Linked DNA regions of Homo sapiens: regions 2 and 3 are each linked to region 1. A link is an interaction called in ENCODE POLR2A ChIA-PET data of the cell type or tissue named here. Cell type or tissue: MCF 10A. All regions are shown on one strand. Each heading gives the region's core, and the rest is flanking DNA. Links, peaks and the distances in the headings are about the cores only. Region 1 has its middle 29 kb from the start of PLA2R1. Region 2 overlaps PLA2R1 (phospholipase A2 receptor 1). Region 3 overlaps PLA2R1 (phospholipase A2 receptor 1).

Region 1 (6,284 bases), core at 704-5,703:
GTTGAGCACATTTTCATATACCTGTTTGCCATTTGCATGTCTTCTTTTGAGAAATGTTTATTCAGATCTTTTGCCCAATCTAAAATCAGATTATTGGTTTTTTTCCCATTGAGTTGTTTGAGCTCCTTATATAATCAGGTTATGAATCCCTTGTCAGATGGAGAGTTTGCATTTTCTTCCATATTGTAGCTTGTCTCTTCACTTTGTTGATTGTTTCCTTTGTTGTGCAGAAGCTTTTTTTTTTTTTTTTTTTTGACAGAGAGTCTTGCTCTGTAGCCCAGGCTGGAGTGCAGTGGCACAAACTCGGCTCACTGCAACCTCTGCCTCCCAGGTTCAAACAATTCTCCTGCCTCAGCCTCCTAAGTAGCTGTGATTACAGGGGCATGCTACCATGCCCGGTTAATTTTTGTATTTTAGTAGAGACGGGGTTTCACCATGTTGGCCAGGTTGGTCTTAAACTCCTGACCTCAGGTGATCTGCCCACCTCGGCCTCCCAAAGTACTGGGATTACAGGCGTGAGCCACTGTGCCTTTTAACTTGATGTGCTCCCCATTTGTCCATTTTTGCTTTAGGTGCCCATGTTTGTGGAGTATTATTCAAGAAATCTTTCCCCACTCAAATGTCTTGGAGAGTTTCCCCAACGTTTTCTTGTGGTATTTTCATAGTCTGAGGTCTTAGATGTAAGTCTTTAAATCCATTTTGACTTGATTTTTGTACATGGCAAGAGATAGGGGTCTAGTTTCATTCTTCTGCATTTGGATGTCCAATTTTCCCAGCACCATTTATTTTTGAAGAGAATGTTCTTTTGTCGACAATGTTCTTGGCAGCTTTGTTGAAAATGATTTCACTGTAGATGTATGGATTTGTTTCTGGGTTCATGTATCAGTTCTTTCTCACATTTCTGTAAAGAAATACCTGAGACTGGGTAATTTATAAAGAAAAGAAGTTAAATTGCCTCACAGTTACGCAGCCTGTACAGGAAGCATGGGCACCTCTGCTTCTGGGGAGGCCTGAGGGAGCTCTTAACTCATGGCAGAAAGCAAAGCAGACATCTTACATGGCAGGGGAGGGGGAGGTGTCACACACTTTTAAAACAACCAGCTGTCATGATTACTCACTCATTCACTATCATGAGAACAGCATGGAGGGGATGGTGCGAAACCATTCATAAGAACTCTGCCCCCATGAGCCAATCACCTGCCATCAGGCTTCACCTCCAACACTGAGGATTACAGTTTGATGTGAGATTTGGGAGGGGGCACAAATCCAAATCATATCAGTTCTTTATTCTCTTCCATTGGTTTATGTATCTATTTTTATGCCAGTAGCATGCTGTTTTGGTTACTATAGCTCTGTAGTATAATTTGAACCAGATAATGTGATTTCTCCAGTTTCGTTCATTTTACTCAGGATAGCTTTGGCTATTCTGGGTCTTTTGTGATTCCATATAAATATAAAACTGTTTTCTTTTTCCATTTCTGTGAAGAATGTCAATGGTATTTTGACAGGGATTGCATTGAATCTGTAGATTGTTTGGGGTAGTATGAACATTTTAACAATATTGAGTCTTCCAATCCATGAATATGGAATATCTTTCCATTTTGTTGTTTCCTCTTCAATTTCTTGTGTCAATGTTTTATAGTTTTCATTGCAGAGTTCTTTCACTTCTTTGGTTAATTCCTTGGTAGTTAATTTTATTTGTAGCTATTGCAAATGGGATTTTTTTAAATTTCTTTTTCAGATTGCTTGCTGTTGGCATATAGAAATGCTACTGATTTTTGTATGCTGACTTTGTATGCTGACACTTTACTGAATGTATCAGTTCTAATAGGTTTTTGCACTCCTTATGAGAATCTAATGCCTGATGATCTGTCACTGTCTCCCATCACTGCCAGATGGGACCATCTAGTTGCAGGAAAACAAGCTCTGGTATCCCACTGATTCTACAGTATGGTGAGCTGTATAATTATATATTACAATGTAATAATAGTAGAAATAAAGTGCGCAATAGATGTAATGTGCTTGAATCATCCTGAAACCATCCCCTTGGCCAGTCTGTGGAAAAACTGTCTTCCATGAAACTGGTCCCTGGTGCCAAAAATGTTGAGGACCTCAGAGTTAGATAACTCAGAACAAGGGTCATATTGCAAGAGGAGAATGCTGGTTCTGGGTAAATATGGTGGCAGTTCCTTAAACTAGACCTTAAAAGAACTATATATAAACTAAAATCTGACCTACTGAACTTTTGGGGCCCAAGCAATACTAATGTGGGGCCCTTTTGAGACAAGTAGAGTACAGAAGAGGAGACCTGCTTCCAAATCTAAAAATAAGATAGGTCTGTCAGCTCAGAAGGCAGAGCATCATGCTGTCGACTGGAGGTGAGTGGCTTCAGTGGAGCAGGGACCTGCTAATGCTGCAGACTGAGCAGAAGCCTAGAGACAGGCAAGCACAGGGAACACAGTGGGCCACTGGAACCTTGAGGGGGCCTAGAGGCAGGTGCTCAGCACATGCAATGGAAGGTGGGGCAGCGTTCTGGGCCTGGGCATGGAGCTGTGGAGGCTGCTAAGGAAGTAGCTGCCTAAAGGAGCACTGGCAAGCTGCCATGAGGGCTTGTGAGGTGCCCCCTGAGTATCCCCAGATACTAGAGGTGAGTGTGAGCACTGGAAGGGGCCCCTCAAATCTTCCAGGGACTGCGGTAAGTAACACAGGCCACAAAATTCAGGTCTGAATGTTAAAAAGACTGTTAATTCCGACTAGGCACTGACACTTGGAAAGGTTTGGGACTCAAAGACAGAAATAAGCCAGGTGCGGTGGCTCACGCCTGTAATCCCAGCACTTTGGGAGGCTGAGATGGGAGGATCACAAGGTCAGGAGATCGAGACCATCCTGGCTAACACGGTGAAACCCCATCTCTACTAAAAATACAAAAAATTAGCCGGGCGTGTTGGCAGGCACCTGTAGTCCCAGCTTCTCGGGAGGCTGAGGCAGGAGAATGGCATGAACCCAGGAGGCAGAGCTTGCAGTGAGCTGAGATCGCACCACTACACTCCAGCCTGGGGGATACAGGGAGACTCTGTCTCAAAAAAAAAAAAAAAGGGCAGAAATATTTGATATGAAGGTAGCCAAAGGAAAACCAATTTAAAGTAACACTTCTCAAATTAATATTTGTAGACCCTTAGAGGTCATTGCTCATTTCTAAGAGTAAGCTTATTCAGTCCTTTCCCTAGCCAGTCCTCCCAGAGGGACAGTCCACCAAACAAATCTCAGGTTTTTCTGGGAAGTAGGATGGCAGTGGGAAAATAAGGAGGAAGGAGTGGAGGAATGATGTAGGTCGTGAGGACCTACAGCCAAAAATAAGAGTACTGATGGAAATAACAAAGCCACAACTATTATGATAAATAACAAGCACAAATGACAGATTCCAGATTTCATTTTTTAAGAAACTCAAACAAGCTAGGACCAGTTCAGATTTGGGTTTAGCCTTTCTGAAAATAACTGCTCTTACTAACAAACAGGAATTTACCTGACTAGAATGCACAAGTCAAAACAGAAATTTACTAAAAAGAGATGCATAGATTTTCTCTAGCTCATACAGATGAGTCACACAACCTCTCTGGGAATATAATTAAGGACAAAGGAGCAGGGAAAATTCCAGAAGGCAGAGTATTTCATCACACTGAGGGAGTGGAATGTTTTAGAAAGTACTGCTATGCCACCTGTGATTTAGTTTAAGCCTTTATCCAGCCCATAAAGTAGAAGTGTACCACCCTGATTTGGAAATTAAAGTACTTTGAAAGCAAAATCACTCAGAGAGTGAAGTCAGCTCAAATGGAGGTCACTAACCATTTTTAGAAACAACCCAAGAGACCATCTTTGAATAAGAGATTTAGGGAGATTTGGAAACCCACAAATAGAATTAAGGCAACAAGAATGGGGTTGAGATGTGATTTCCACAAGAAAGCTCCAAGACAAATGATGATATTTTCTACTGTACGGTCTGAAGAAAGACAGTGTCAGTGGAAAGCAAAGGCCTTCATGGAGCTTAGAAAAGGAAAGGTAAAAGTAGGCCTGGACTAAATGGAGTTTATTCCAGAAATGTAGGGTTTGTTTAACATACAAAATCAGTAAGATAACTTGCCATATTAACAAACTGAAAAGAAAAATCATATGATCATCTCATAGGTGCAGAAGCATTATTTGACAAAATCCAACATCCATTCCTGATAAAACTTCTCATCAAACTAGGAACAGAAAGGACCCTCCTTAAGCTGATAAAGGACAGCTACAAAACTTTAGAGTTAACCTACTAACTATCCTAGCTACTACTGGAGGTTCTAGCTGGTACAATCAGGCAATAAATAAAATAGATTAGAAAGAAAGACATGAAGCTGTCTTTATTCATAGATGACACGGTCATATATGCAGAAACTCCAACAGAATCTACAAAACTACTATAACTAATAAATGAGGATAGCAAGATTTCAGGATAGAAGATTAATCTACAAAATCAATTGTATTTCTATATATTCACAGCAAGCAATTGGAAAATTTAAAAAAGAATGCTACTTATAAGAGCATCAAAAATATGAAATATTTTGGAATAAAAATGACAAAAATATAAAAGATCTATAAATTATAAACTACTAAACATTGCTGAGAAAAGTTGGAGACTAAATAAATGGATAGATACTTCTTGTTCATTGAGTCAAAAGACTCAATATTGTTAAGATGTCAATTTTCCCCAAATTGATCTTTAATTCCATGCAATCCCAATCAAAATCCCAGTAACACTTTTGTAGAAATCGGCAAACTGGTTGTGAAGCTCAAATCAGAATCCAAAGGATCTTCAACAGCCAAAACAATTTTGAAAAAGAAGAACAAAATTAGAAGGCTAACATTACCTGACTTTAAGACTTATGATAACACTACCATAATCAAAACAATGTGGTACTGATGTAAAGATAAATAATTTAGTGGAACAGAAAAGAGAGCCCAGAAATAGACATATATGGATAACTCATTTTTCATCAAGGTGCAAAGCAATTTAATGGAAAAACTGATACAGGAGCTAGAAAGAAATTGTTTAGGCAGATAGTAAGGGCAAGAGTCCTCAGCAGAATTTCCCTTTTAACAAAAAAAGTAGCCACAAATCATTCCTTTTCTAGCAAAGAGTAGCTTGAAAAAGCTACTCTTTTGAGTACAGACATAGATAAGCAAGCTGGAAGCTTGCACAGGTGAATGCCAGCAGCTGTGCCAATGGAAAAGGGTATGTTCAACATGGAGGCTTTTCTAGCAAAGAGTAGCTTGAAAAAGCTACTCTTTTGAGTACAGACATAGATAAGCAAGCTGGAAGCTTGCACAGGTGAATGCCAGCAGCTGTGCCAATGGAAAAGGGTATGTTCAACATGGAGGCTTTTCTAGCAAAGAGTAGCTTGAAAAAAGCTACTCTTTTGAGTACAGACATAGATAAGCAAGCTGGAAGCTTGCACAGGTGAATGCCGGCAGCTGTGCCAATGGAAAAGGGTATGTTCAACATGGAGGCTCCATCTTCCCTTTTCTTTGTCACCATGTGTACAGTAAAGAGGCAGGCAACATGGTGCCAACCCAGCAAAGAACTCATCTGCATAAGAAAAAGTTAGGATGGGGACAGCCAGATTTTCACATGCTATGCAAATGGCACACCTGCTCCGACTAATCTTTCATGTTCTATGTAAATCAGACACCACCTCCTCAAGCTCATCTATAAAACCCCTTGCATTTTGCCGTGGACCAGAAAATGTGCTCTGGACCCGTCTCTCTGCAGGAGAGAGCTTTTCTCTTTCTTTTACCGATTAAACTTCTGCTCTCTTCCTCACTCTTTGTGTGTCTGTGTCCTAGTTTTCCATGGCCATAAGACAACGAATCTCAGGTATTTACCCCAGACAATGGCACTGCTTCATTTTGGGGGCCCATCCAGGATCCAAGGTAGATTCATCAGAAGGGTGAGTATAGCAGCAGACCCCAACCCTTTGTTTTCATTTTGAGGCCTCCATCCTCCATTTTAAAATCAAACCAAACACTGCGCCCCCTTCAGTCATTTAAAAACAGTTAGTGTGGCTGCAAGCCTAACAAGACTTGGGGAACAGGCTTGCCAGGAGAACTTAGCAAATCCCTCTGCCCTCAGGGTGCTGGGAATGTTGGCTTTGTTTTGAACCAGTTTCTTTTCACAGAAAGCCTAGCTGTCACATGAGGCTGGAAGAGGTTCAGAGGTAACTGAGGGTTCCTGGCCAGGGCCACACCCTGGT
Region 2 (6,284 bases), core at 928-5,927, 52 kb after region 1:
GGGGAAGATTCTGGGGAACATATGCTTTGGAGTAGAAGGAAGGGGACTGAAAGAAAAGGGCATGTCCTGAAATACCTACGGTTCCTAAATAGCCCTAACTGCTAAGGCTGGTGACTGGTGACATGTCATGAGCTCAGGTCAGCCCCTGCCAATTGTGGGAAAGAGGTGGGGCTCTCCACTGCTGGTCCTTTTGCCCCAGGACATACCATTGGCAGCCCCAGTTGAGTCATGAAAAGTTTTTGTTGATTCCTGATTAAGGCCAAGAATGGCCGAGTATTGCAATACCCTGAGAAGGCAGCCAGCAGGCCACGTCTGCATGGTCGACTTGCTCTAGACCACTGAGAAGCCACCCAGCCAGCTGTCTCGCTTCACCCTCTCCCTATGTCAGCTGTTTGCCCCTTTGCAAACAGGGCATCAGTGGTTCTTTAAAAATGTAAATCTGATCCTGTCACTTTCCCATTCAAAACCCGCAAGAGACTTGCCCCCACCCTCAGGGTAGAGGCCAAAGCCCGCAGTATGGCGGGGAGACAGCTCTATGTGCACTGACACTCTAGTACGTCCCTGGCTCCCTACCCAGAGGGCCTCCTTCCTCTTCTTCATTCACCCCCTCACTTGTTCTTGTCTCAGGTTCTTTTTACTTGCTGTTCCTTCTGCTGGATCACCTCTTTTCTAAAGACCTGCACTCTCAGGTCACCCAGTTCCTATTCAGAGAGGTCTTTCACTGCCCATCCTGTCCAAAGTAGTGCCCTGTGCCCCTCCACCCCATCTCTCCCTCTCTCTCACTTTCTCTCTCTCTCTCTCTCTCCCTCTGTCTCACACATACACACACACACACACACACACACACACACACACACACACACGCACACACACACCCCACTCTGTCTTCTCATCCTATTTATTTTTCATCATGGCACCGCTACCTGCAATGATACTGTATGTTTACTTGTATATTTGCTTTCTCTTTCTCTCTCCTTGATAGAAGTTCCACATAAAGGAACTTTTGCTGGTTTGTTCACTGTTGTATCCCCAGTACTGAGTACATTAAATGTTCAATAAATATTTATTGAATGAATAAATTAATAAATGCCTATGAATCTATTGAGCTTTAGATGCTAATGGCTGATGTGTTTGGCGACTGGAAGGTATTATGAAGTTAAATCTCCATTAAAGTTTCTTTCTCATCCATCCACAAATATGAATGTTACTGTGACAGCTCACCATAGTAAGTAAACAAGTAGATAAATGCATAAGCAAACCATGTATCAGCACTTCCTCTGAGCCCAGCACTCAGTCTCACACCTCTACTGACAGGAGACAGTGAGGACCTGAGGGCTCACTCTGCTGTAGTGAGTATCTGCCCCAAGAGGGTTTCAGTCCATAAAAAATGCTTTCGATATATAGCAGTTTCCAAAGATAAAGCTGACATCATACTTATCTGACTTTGTACATTTCTTTCTCCTAGATTTGCATACAATCAAAGGGAACACCCACGGGATGCCGTGTATGTTTCCCTTCCAGTATAACCATCAGTGGCATCATGAATGTACCCGTGAAGGTCGGGAAGATGACTTACTGTGGTGTGCCACGACAAGCCGTTATGAAAGAGATGAAAAGTGGGGATTTTGCCCTGATCCCAGTAAGAATAAATTTTGTCTTCTCTATATGTCATGAATGAATCAAAGATGATTAGAAAGTTATCTGTATCTAAACAAAAGCACTGGGATTGATATATTGAAGTCTGAATAAGAACCCTGATGCTATTAACACAGATTTTGATTTGGGGTTTGTTTTTGCCTTGAAAAGACAATTCTAATATATATTCTTTTTGCCGTACATTCAAGAGATGTTAATTAGCCATTCTTCATTAAGCTCAGTGCATAATGATGTTTTAACCAGAATCAAATTATAAATACTCTGCGATCTCATTGATCCCAGCTTCTTGGCTGGATACTTCAAAACAAACCTGATTGCATATAAAGCCCAGTTAGCCTTTCAATCCACTATCTCTTATGAGCTGCTTTAATTTCTCCACATCCAGGCTGCTGCTTGTCTCGCCCATTGTCAAGCCCAGGCACCAGCTGGCCCCTTGATGATCTTTCTAAAATCGCAATTGCCCTCATTATTTCTTGACAGTGGATTCTCGTCTTGACTCCCTTTCCTACTATTTACCTTCTGGCTATAACCTCATTTTTTTTCTTTTCTTAACTTGATTTTCAAAGTTCAATGGCAGTGGCAATGTTCTAACTTCTTTTTTTCAGTTAGTGCCTTATTATTTCATTTTATTTTTATTTAGCTAAAAAGTTTCCAATTGTTACCAAGTATTAGAGAATGTTTATATATGCCTCCTACTTTCTATATTCAATTTCCTTTCCCTTGGTTTCTGTGAGTCAGAGTACAGCTTTTACAGTCTTCATCTCCCATGCCTGCCTCCCCTCCACATATATAAAATGCAACAAATAAATTTGAAGCAAAAGCAAGTTGAAGAGATTAACCCCAAAGAATCTGACTTATAAAGTATCTGTAGAATTGTTTTCTAATCCAAGAGCTAGTATGGCTTAGCAAATAAGAAAGAGTATAAGCTTTGAAATAATCACACAGGCCAAGATTGGAGTCCTGCTTCCTCCCAACAATGAAATTTTGGGAAGCTCTCTCCATCTATCTGAGTCTCAGTTTCCTCAGACATAAAATGTAGGTAATAGCAGTACCTATTAGGATTATTGTGCAATTCAATTAGATGAGGCATTCAAGGCACTTTTCATAATATCTGGCACACAGTAAGTACTCACAAGGGTTAACCATTGCAGCCAGAAGCAGCAGCAACAATAGCAGCAGCAGCATCAAACCCAATTTATATTTTCAGCATACACTTCTGAATCCATGATTTCTCCTCTCTGCTGTAAGTCAACAAGCACTAAGCTATGCATAGTGGTGAATGCCAAGAGTTTTAGGACTTAGGATCCTCCCTTTAAGGAACTTGGCATCTAGAGAGAAGACAGGTTTGCTGTATGCCAGAAAATGCAGGCTGTATTTGACACAATGCCCTAGAATCACCTGGGAGATAGTTTAAATGCATATCCTGGCCCATCTTCCAGAGATGCAGTGGGTGCAGTATGTAAAACTCAACCATCTGCATTTTTGAAAAGTGCCCCAGGTGACCCCGGTGCAGATAATTCATCATCAAGCAATAATATGGAGATAATTCTATGCAATATACATCTATATACAGGGATAATATCAACACATTTAACAGCCAATATGGTATGGGCTATTGGTCAATCGCAATGGAGACCTTAGTGTGGGGGTTGGGAATTCCAGAGGCTCTCTGCTGATATTAACCCCTTAGCTGCTACAATGTGGGGGTGGGGTGCAGGGAAGCCTGGGTAGTGGGGGTAATAGAGAAGCTCAGAACAGTGGCTATTCACCAACCAGAATGAAAGCATTTTATTATTTTATAACTGTCAGATCACCAGCCTTCTCTATTTGAATCTAAATGTATGCATGTAGGTGTGTATGCATGTGATCTCTACACCCCTTGACTCCTGAAACAGATGTCATATTATTTTTATTATTGTCATATTATTTGCATCATCTCTTCTTTTTCCTTTTCCATCCCCAATAGAGGTCATTATTAAAACCAAATAAATGAACCAATACTAATAAAGTTAACACGTACTTCACATGGCTCTAATACTAGGGACTTCAAAAAAAAAACTACAATATTCTTCTTAAGGTTCTGAAACCTTAAGAAGTTTCCACTGGGAAACTTCCAATGACAGTTTCCCAGTGGAAGCCTGGGTTCAGTGGTGCTCCAGGCTTTTCATTCCCCAGACCATCTATTTGTTCAGCCTTGTACAGCTCAGAAGCTTCCTCTGCTTGACAGCCTGCCAGATTCCAGCCCTCCTGCCCTTTACCACAACCAGCAGAGAGCATGTTTATTTGTTCAGTGCCAGTTTTCTTCCTTTCTTGTTACTTTTGGCTCCCGGTAGCCAATATAACTCAAAATGACGTGTCGGAGATTGAAACCTGAGCAAGCTGATAGCTCTTTCCATGGGGTCAACAAGTGGATAGGACAGAGAAGAGTGAGTGGAATAAAGTAAAGGTCTGTACTGCTGTATCTCATCCTTCTTATGTGGGAAATTTTTTTAAATATCTCAATGTAAAATGATGCTACATTTAAAAAAAAAGTTGATTGTAAATGAGCAAAATTTAAATGTAGTATTCATAAACACATATACAAATATACTAGCGGTGAAGGATGTAATAAAACATCTTCAGCAAAAAGGATGACACACAGGAATCTCTCTGGGTTTGTTTAGAGGCAATTATGGGCCATTCTGGACTCTCTTGGTTGTGTGCCTTACAGAGCTGCAGAATCACACTTAGTTAATTTGAGATATTTTTACGATACCAACCTGTGAAATGATATGATTGCCCTTGAACCTTATTTTTATATAATTCTGATCAGTTGCTCGAGTGATATAATAAAGCAGATTTAGGCTGGGCACAGTGGCTCACACCTGTAATCCCAGCACTTTGGGAGGCTGAAGCGGGCAGATCACTTGAGGTCAGGAGTTTGAGATCAGCATGGCCAACATGGTGAAATCCCATCTCTACTAAAAATACAAAATTAGCTGGGTGTGGTGGTAGGCACCTGTAATCCCAGCTACTTAGGAGGCTAAGGCAGAAGAATCGCTTGAACCCAGGAGATGGAGGTTGCAGTGAGCCAAGATCGCGCCACTGCACTACAGCCTGGTGACAGAGCAAGACTCTGTCGCCGCCCGCCTGCCCCCGCTCCCGCCCTCCACAAAAAAGACAAACAAGCAGATTGATACAACAAAGGTATGGCTGCTCTCTCCTGAGCCCTCAACATGGCTCAGCAATGCTATATGTTTCTGTCATGCAGTTCTCACACCCCACAATGACCCTGCCAACCTCTCTATTCTCCTCTAACTTCTAACCCTACCTTCCAATCTCCTTTCTGATTCTCATTATTTGACCTCAGTTCCTACCTCATAATGGCAAAAAGATCCATCAGACAGACAGTTTGGCAACTTCCTGCTCTCTCACCTTTAAGCCTACCTGCATCTGTGCCCATCTTTATTTCCTCCCTTCTATGCGCGAGGATGATGTTCCTCCTCCTACATGGGCCAAGTCTCCCCACCTGGGCTCTGGAGCGCCCCATCCAACCTTCTCCAACCTGTATCTCAGTTGTTCTCAATGTGTGGTCCCCGTTCCAGCAGCGTTGGAATTCCCTGGGAGCTTGCTAGAAACGCAAAGTAGCAGTCACACCCTAGACCATCATATCAGAAATTCTAGAAGTGCAGCCCAGCAATCTGTGTTTTAACAAACTTCTAGGTGATTCCAGTGCACACCCCTGGGTGCTTCTTTGCTGGGCCCTTTTCCTTAGCAGTTAGACCTGTGCGAGTCTTGAAATAACATCTTAAAAATACTGCAATTCTTTCATCCCTATTTCTGCCTCCTGAAAACACCTCTCTCTCTCATCCTCTAAATAGAGAGAATTCGCAAAAGAATTGTCTATACCTTCTTCAGGGCACTGTCTCCTCTTGACTTCTACAACAATGCATGCCTGACCTTGACCTCCATTTCCACAGACCATTCATCCATTTATTCATTTAACAAATATGTATTGAACACCTACTATGTGCCAGGGACTTCTCTGGCTCCTGGGGTTATAACCGTGAATGTGAAATGTGAAAGTCATAGTGCCTGCCCTGATGAAATTCACATTCAAGTATAATACCCAAATTAATACATAATTACAGTTTGTCATAAGTTCTACCTTAAGAAAATACAGTATTACAAGTGAGAAACCGAAGTTAAAATTGGGAGTCATGGAAGGTTTTCCTGAGGAAGTTGTATTTGAACTGTAGCCCAAGAGATGAGTAGAAGTTGTCAAAATGGAAAGTGGGGAAATGAGATATTCACACGGAGATGCATGATACAGACATGTGCAAAGGAAGGGGAGAGGGAGTGGTCAGCATGGGATGCAGGCAATAAAGAGGGTATATGGTTTAAATAGAACTAAAAAATAATAATAAAACCAAGTAAAAGACAGCATGCTTTTGAGTCACCAGGCACATGCTCTAACCATTCCAAACAATGTCAGTGATAAAATACGCCCACCTGTCCAGGCTGACTGCTCCTCCACCCCCAGCCCTCAGCATGTCACTGGCCAGATATCTGAAGGTTTTGAGGGGGGAAAGAGGTTATTGCCATCTAAGAAAGACAATGTGGCAAGAGTACAGTGAATGAAGAAGAGA
Region 3 (6,284 bases), core at 449-5,448, 110 kb after region 1:
TGAAATGTAGTGATTTGCCCAAGATCACGATTATTTATTGACAGAGTTGGAATAAATGCCTGGTTTAGGACTTCTGGTCTGGTGCCTTTTCTACTATATATCACCCTGATATGTCAACAAATGCATGGTGTGTGTGATAGGCATGGTGGTAGGATTTATGAGCTTATAGTGATTCGGGAAGAGGTTCCCAGAGGAGGCAAGTTTTGACATATAATTTAAAAGATGGAAAGGTTGTGCTGTGGTCCACAGGACTTGGAAAGCTATTCATTCTGGTCTCAGCAAGTAAGAGCCTGGTGAGGGCTGGCCACAGGGTGTACCTGTCTGGCATCAGAGGCTCAGGCTTAGTGCCAGGCAGTTAAAAATAAGAAGGGTAAGAGGACTGGGATTGCAAGCTCTGGGTCTTCAGTCCCTTTCCCCAATCTTAAATAAAGCCAACAGAAGACCTTCCATTCATCTGGCTTCTTCCTGCCACCATGAAGACAGCTGAGAAGCAGCAGAGATTTTAGGCACAGCTGAACCACTGCACTGCCAGTTCAACTAAGATCCAAAGACTCTAGAAATAGAGCTACCCTAGGTCCCAGGTCTAATTTCTCATTTCTTGCCCTGGGTCAGCCAGAGTAATGATCAATCTGCTAATTCTAATCTGTCAGAAGGCAATCTGGTGGGATGGAAGTTTATGGACTCTGGAAGCAAGGTATTGTAGGTCTAATTCTAGCTCTGCCAGTTTATAGCTGTGTGACCTAAAATTCTTAACCTCTCTTGGCCTGACTTTATTTATCTCTTGACAAATATTTACTGAGGGACAAGTACATGCCAGTCACAGAAGATTTAGGGTGAAAAAAAATTCCTCAAAAAGCTCATTTATAAAACTGAGTTTATTATATTCTCCTCAGAAATTTGTTATGAGGATAAAAGGAACTAATAGTTTTATGATGACTAGGCACATTCTAATTCAGTAAATATTACTTCCTCCCACTAGATCAAGCTCTTTATAAATAATAATGATGATTATGTTAATATTACTGTTACTTTCTTGAACAGAGTTTAACAACCTGACTTTATCTATAACAATGTTAATTTATTTTCTTTTACTATACAGGTATTTCATAGTGAAAAAGTTCTGATGAAAAGAACATGGAGAGAAGCTGAAGCATTTTGCGAAGAATTTGGAGCTCATCTTGCAAGCTTTGCCCATATTGAGGAAGAGAATTTTGTGAATGAGCTCTTACATTCAAAATTTAATTGGTAAATACTTGTTAATTATGAAAAATTACAGTCAAATATTCTATCTCCCAGTAATGGCTTCTGAGGGGTGAGTATCCCAAGTAGTTGTTTAAAATTCCCATATTTGTATTATGCCCAAAGCCAAGAAAAATAAATATACATATAGTTTTATGTTTATCTTGTACCAGGTTCTCATTTCATAAAACAAAGAACAAAGTGACAATTGTTTAGATATTTGAAATCTTTTCTTTGTGCCTCAAGTCAGAACTGTAGAGCTTTCCTGCCAAACTCAGGAATTATCTACCCCAATGGTTTTCAAAGTGTTGTGGAAGGATCCCAAGAATCCTGGAACCCCAGGAGTATGAGAGGGCCACGTAGGCAGAGCTCCTAGTTCCTTCCACGCCTCACCAGAGCGGCTCTGACCAGCTCCACCGCTAATTATTTTGTATATAATTGGAGCCTATGTAAGATTTTGTTTGGAAAAAAAAAAAAAAAGAGTCCCAGTAATTTTTTTTTTAATTCCAACCCAACCTCCTAAGTTTTCATTTGAGGAAACAAGCTTTCCCTTATCTGTATCCATCTTGCAAGTTTACAGAACCTTGAATTCAGTGGAGTTAGAAACTCAAGCTTAAATTGTAAGAACTCTAAACCGTCTTGTGCTACCTCCCACCACATACCGTGGTCATCTGCTGTCTGCATAATTCCTTCCAGTTTCAGAATGCTTCTTATTTGGGAGAAAGCCCATTCCATTGCAGAAGCCTGGTTTCAAAGAGTAGTTTTCTAATAAGCCAGAAATCTGCCTCCCCTCAGTTTGAGCTAGAGCAAATACAGATCAAATCTACTCTATTTTCAAATATTTGAAGACAGTCATCTTGTCTCCTTCCTGTGAGCCCCCCACCCCCGAGTTTGGCCTCTCACTTTGGAATGTTCTTGTCAGTCAGCCTGCATTGTGAGAGTATCTTCTGTGGAAGGGGCACAGTTACATGCATAGCTGGTTGGATAATTCAATAGACATGACAAACAAGATCCTGCCTCTGAGGATGTTGTGATCATCACACCTCCATGACTCTGTATATTTATTTAATGAAAACAACCATAATAATAGGTACTCTGCTTCAGGCTCTGGAAATCTAGAGTCTCAATGAAACACTGGCCTGAATCCCAGAGAAAAATCCTGTACTATTTTTTCAGGAAAATTCTGGCCTTTCCCACAAGTTTCCTTGTAGGACATTCCCATAAAAAGATTAACATGCAACATCTATCAGATTATTCATCTTCCACATCTACAGCAATGACCTTAAAGCTGGGAGTTTTTGACATCTCTCCATGTGAGTCTTGTGCAGCATTCTGCAGGGGAGGAAGGAGATTTTATGGTCAAATATGTTTGCAAAACAATGTACAATCTTGGAGATTTGCCATGTACATTAGCATCGTAAAGGGTTCTAGAAGGAAGCACTTTCTTTGACCACAATTCCCTTTTTTAAGAACACTTATTGACATCCCACAGAACTGCTAGTCCCTACGGGAAATGCTGACATGAGGCCATGACTCAGGAACCTGGCTGCTCATCACACTTGGTCGGGACACCTTTTAATACAGAGCTTTCTGGCCTCACACCAGAGCTGCTGAGTCAGACTCTCTGAGTCTGAAGAAAAGTTTAAGAAGCTTTCTGGCTAATTGGATTATCAGCCAGGTGTGAGGCCGCAAATCCAAGGGATAGGTGATAGTCTCCATTGTTCAAAGTTACATTTTGCTTCATTACTTTAGCTTCCTTTAAAACATATTTGCATATTCTGTCCTTGCATTTTAGTGAGGTTTGCCATATGACAACCACACACACACTGCTTCCCAGTTTGCTTTAAGATCAAATGTCACTGTCATTTCTGTTTATGTAAGTTCTCATGCTTGAAATGTCTAGCAGAATTTAGTCCCAAGCTAAATCATGGATCTTCAATATCTGATCACAAAAGTCATATAATATGAGCCAGGCACAGTGGGTCACAGCACTTTGGGACACCAAGGTGGGAGGAACACTTAAGGCCAGGAATTCAAGATCAGCCTAGGCAGCATAGTGAGACTCAGTTTCTACAAAAAAATTTTTCAAAATTAGCTGGGTGTGGTGGCCACACCTGTAGTCCCAGCAAAACCTAGTTCAAAGTTACAGTGAGGTATGATTGTGCCACTGCACTCCAGCCTGGGCAACAGAGCGAGAACCGTCTTTAAATAAAATATTTAAAAATTCTTGACTGGGTGCAGTGACCCACACCTGTAATCCCAGCACTTTGAGAGGCCAAGGCAGATTGCTTGAGCCCAGGAGTTAGAGAACAGCCTGGGCAACATGGTGAAACCCCATCTCTACCAAAAAGTACAAAAAAATTAGCCAGGTGTAGTGGCACACATCTGTAGTCCCAGCTACTCAGGAGACTGAGGTGGGAGTATCAATTGAGCCTGGGAAGAGGAGGTTGCAGTGAGCCAAGATTGTGTGCTACTATACTCCAACCTGGGCGACAGTGTGACCCTGTCTCAAAAAAAAAATTATCAATAACTGTGTATGTTTCAGTTTATTCCCAGACTACCAGAGAATTCAGTCAAATCTGATGCTTAATTATAGCAAACATACCAGATCTCATAGTTAGCAGGTATAACAGGTATGCTGCTTTTCCTTCCTATGGCACTGCTTTTCTATTTCTATTTTATTAATCAGACACACACACACACACACACACACACACGTATGCACATACATGTGTGTTTATTAAATATTGTACAATTTCAGGAAACTGATGAAGAGAAAGTAAATACCATTTCATCTTCCAGGAGCCAGTATATAGCAGGAAAGACATAGAACTCTGAATTCAGTGAGGAAAGAAAAAGGTCACAACACCAGGAGAGTGACATGGATTTTCAGCCTATGCCATCGAGATTAATGTGCTTGGCTTAAACTGAAGGTGGCCATTCTCACCTTCTCCCAGCCTTAAATGAAAGTTAGTATCATCATGACAATGTCCAACCGGGCATCAGTGATCTCTTGGATTTCTAAGCTGAATTTGAATTTAATTTGTGTCATCCAGGCAGAGTAGCTGACATATCCGAGAAGGAATTCCTTGCTTCTCTGCACAAAGGAAAATAAAGTATCTGTCCTGACATCTGAATATTTTAAATCTTTGATTCTTCAAAATTATTCTCAGAAAATTATCTTAGTGAGATGGTTCATTGCACAGGTAGGCTTTATTACTCGATTTATTGAGTATTCTGTGGACACATTTGTACTCTGCCTCATAGAAGGGAAGGTGATTCTCTGTGGAGCTTCTCACCAAGTATAAACCAATGGTGACAACTGAAGTTAATGAACCATGGCTCAGGGTGACTGGCTTTAGAATTATTTGTGTTGATATCTGAAAAAAACCCAAAACCTACTGTGTACCTTTTATTCAGTGAAGATGATGGTGGTTGACTTTCAGAGAATACATGAATGTTTAACAAAAGAACAACAAATCAAAGCATAGTAAAGTAGAATAAATAGTATAGTGAAGTAGCAAACACACAGTAAAGTAGTGAAAGGTCCTCTTGGCTAGAGATGTTCCAAAGTTTCTTACCAATTTTCTTTTCATGTGTTCTTGTCCTGACTGAAAGGCTTTGCTATTCCTGATGAGAAACTCATGTTCTCAATAAAAGCTGACTTTTACCCACCTGTATATCACCTGTGAGCAAACCACACAAACCAAGAGTAATAGAATGTGAGGCTTATTCTTCTCTCAGTTCATGTCACAGCACAGGGTTTTGCACATTTAAAATGTTCAATGCTTGTTGACTTGATCAATCCTGCCAGTAGCATCAGCTGTTTCCTGCATACATAAATATTTTAAAATATTTTTTCTTTTATTATTATTATACTTTAAGTTTTAGGGTACATGTGCACAATATGCAGGTTAGTTACATGTGTATACATGTGCCATGCTGGTATTTTTTGAACCTTTCACATAATGCTGTAAATTTGATGGGAAAGGCAAAGCTTTTGTTTCTTCTCTTTACAGGACAGAAGAAAGGCAGTTCTGGATTGGATTTAATAAAAGAAACCCACTGAATGCCGGCTCATGGGAGTGGTCTGATAGAACTCCTGTAAGTCTTTTCAAACTGGAGAAAAGGGATGGATTCAAAACAAGTGGGCCTGGGACCACTTGGTAAACCAACCAAGAGAACCTAGAAATGATGGCCAGAGCTCCCATGACAAAACTGCACCAGACCTTAGTACCAGGAGAATTATTTGGCAAGGTCCTGAGAAATCTTTGCTAGCCATATTGTTCTGAGGCCATTGTACAATTTCAGCCTGAAAAAGTATCAAAAACCTCCAAAAAGTCCCCCCAAACCATCTCCCATATGAAGTCTCTCTGGCAGAGAAGCAGCTATTCTTTAAAATAACACAAGACTCCCTTTACCCTATACCTCCCTATCCTGCATATCACCTGATTATCTGAGTATGGGAACCTTGTCCATGTCATAATGAAATGAAGATTATTTTGGAGAATGATTTTTCATTTATCTCACTCTGAAAGGACAGTAATGCAAGTTTTAGAAATATCACCTTCTAGAGCAAGTTATTCCAGAAGGAAAAAAAAAGTCTTGGTTTTCATTCATTCCCATACTTGCAAACCTCTATGAAGGACACAGAGAACTCACTATTGTATTTTTTTCCAGTTGCAATGGGTAATTCTCACATTTTTCTCAAAATGACAGGGAAAAAACTGAAGTAGTATCCTAGATTGAAGTGGGATCCATCCTACGGCACATGAAAAATCACATTATTCACTTTCACCTGTGAAATGGGGAGACTCCTAAGAGCCTGCAGTGAGAATTTAATGCAACTGCTGTTTATTGAGTCCTTATACTGTTCCAAGCGCTGAGCTGAATGCACTCCTACATGATCTCATTTCATCCTTACAATAACTCAGTGCCATGGGTATTAGAATGATTAAGTGGCTTGCCTAAAATATATAGGAGAGCCAGGATTTGCACACAGGTTGTCTGACTCCAAAGTCACAATGTTATAATATCTCATGATT

The links. ChIA-PET counts read pairs that join two places held together with the same protein. Peaks named below come from ENCODE experiments on the same cell type or tissue, not always from the same donor. Only the 100,000 strongest peaks of a DNase experiment are listed, where the experiment ranks them.
Region 2: POLR2A ChIA-PET joins it to region 1 with 6 read pairs; 1 of 35 experiments calls an interaction of 5 or more read pairs at or near these places.
Region 3: POLR2A ChIA-PET joins it to region 1 with 5 read pairs; 3 of 35 experiments call an interaction of 5 or more read pairs at or near these places.

The regions. Positions count from the first base shown.
Region 1 is chr2:160,088,915-160,095,198 of GRCh38, reverse strand. No RefSeq gene overlaps it. Among named protein-coding and RNA genes, the nearest start is that of PLA2R1, 29 kb to the right of the region's middle. In MCF 10A, for the core only: no CTCF peak of the experiment used is centred there; a DNase peak (open chromatin) is centred at 3,628.
Region 2 is chr2:160,037,380-160,043,663 of GRCh38, reverse strand. It overlaps PLA2R1 (phospholipase A2 receptor 1), which reads left to right. Exons shown (of 30, transcript NM_007366.5): 3 at 1,466-1,639. The region is part of intron 1 of LOC105373717 (a long non-coding RNA gene); the gene reads right to left. Among named protein-coding and RNA genes, the nearest start is that of PLA2R1, 22 kb to the left of the region's middle. In MCF 10A, for the core only: no CTCF peak of the experiment used is centred there; a DNase peak (open chromatin) is centred at 3,933.
Region 3 is chr2:159,978,889-159,985,172 of GRCh38, reverse strand. PLA2R1 (phospholipase A2 receptor 1) reads left to right here. Exons shown (of 30, transcript NM_007366.5): 13 at 1,100-1,245; 14 at 5,259-5,343. Among named protein-coding and RNA genes, the nearest start is that of LY75-CD302, 77 kb to the right of the region's middle. In MCF 10A, for the core only: no CTCF peak of the experiment used is centred there; a DNase peak (open chromatin) is centred at 2,802.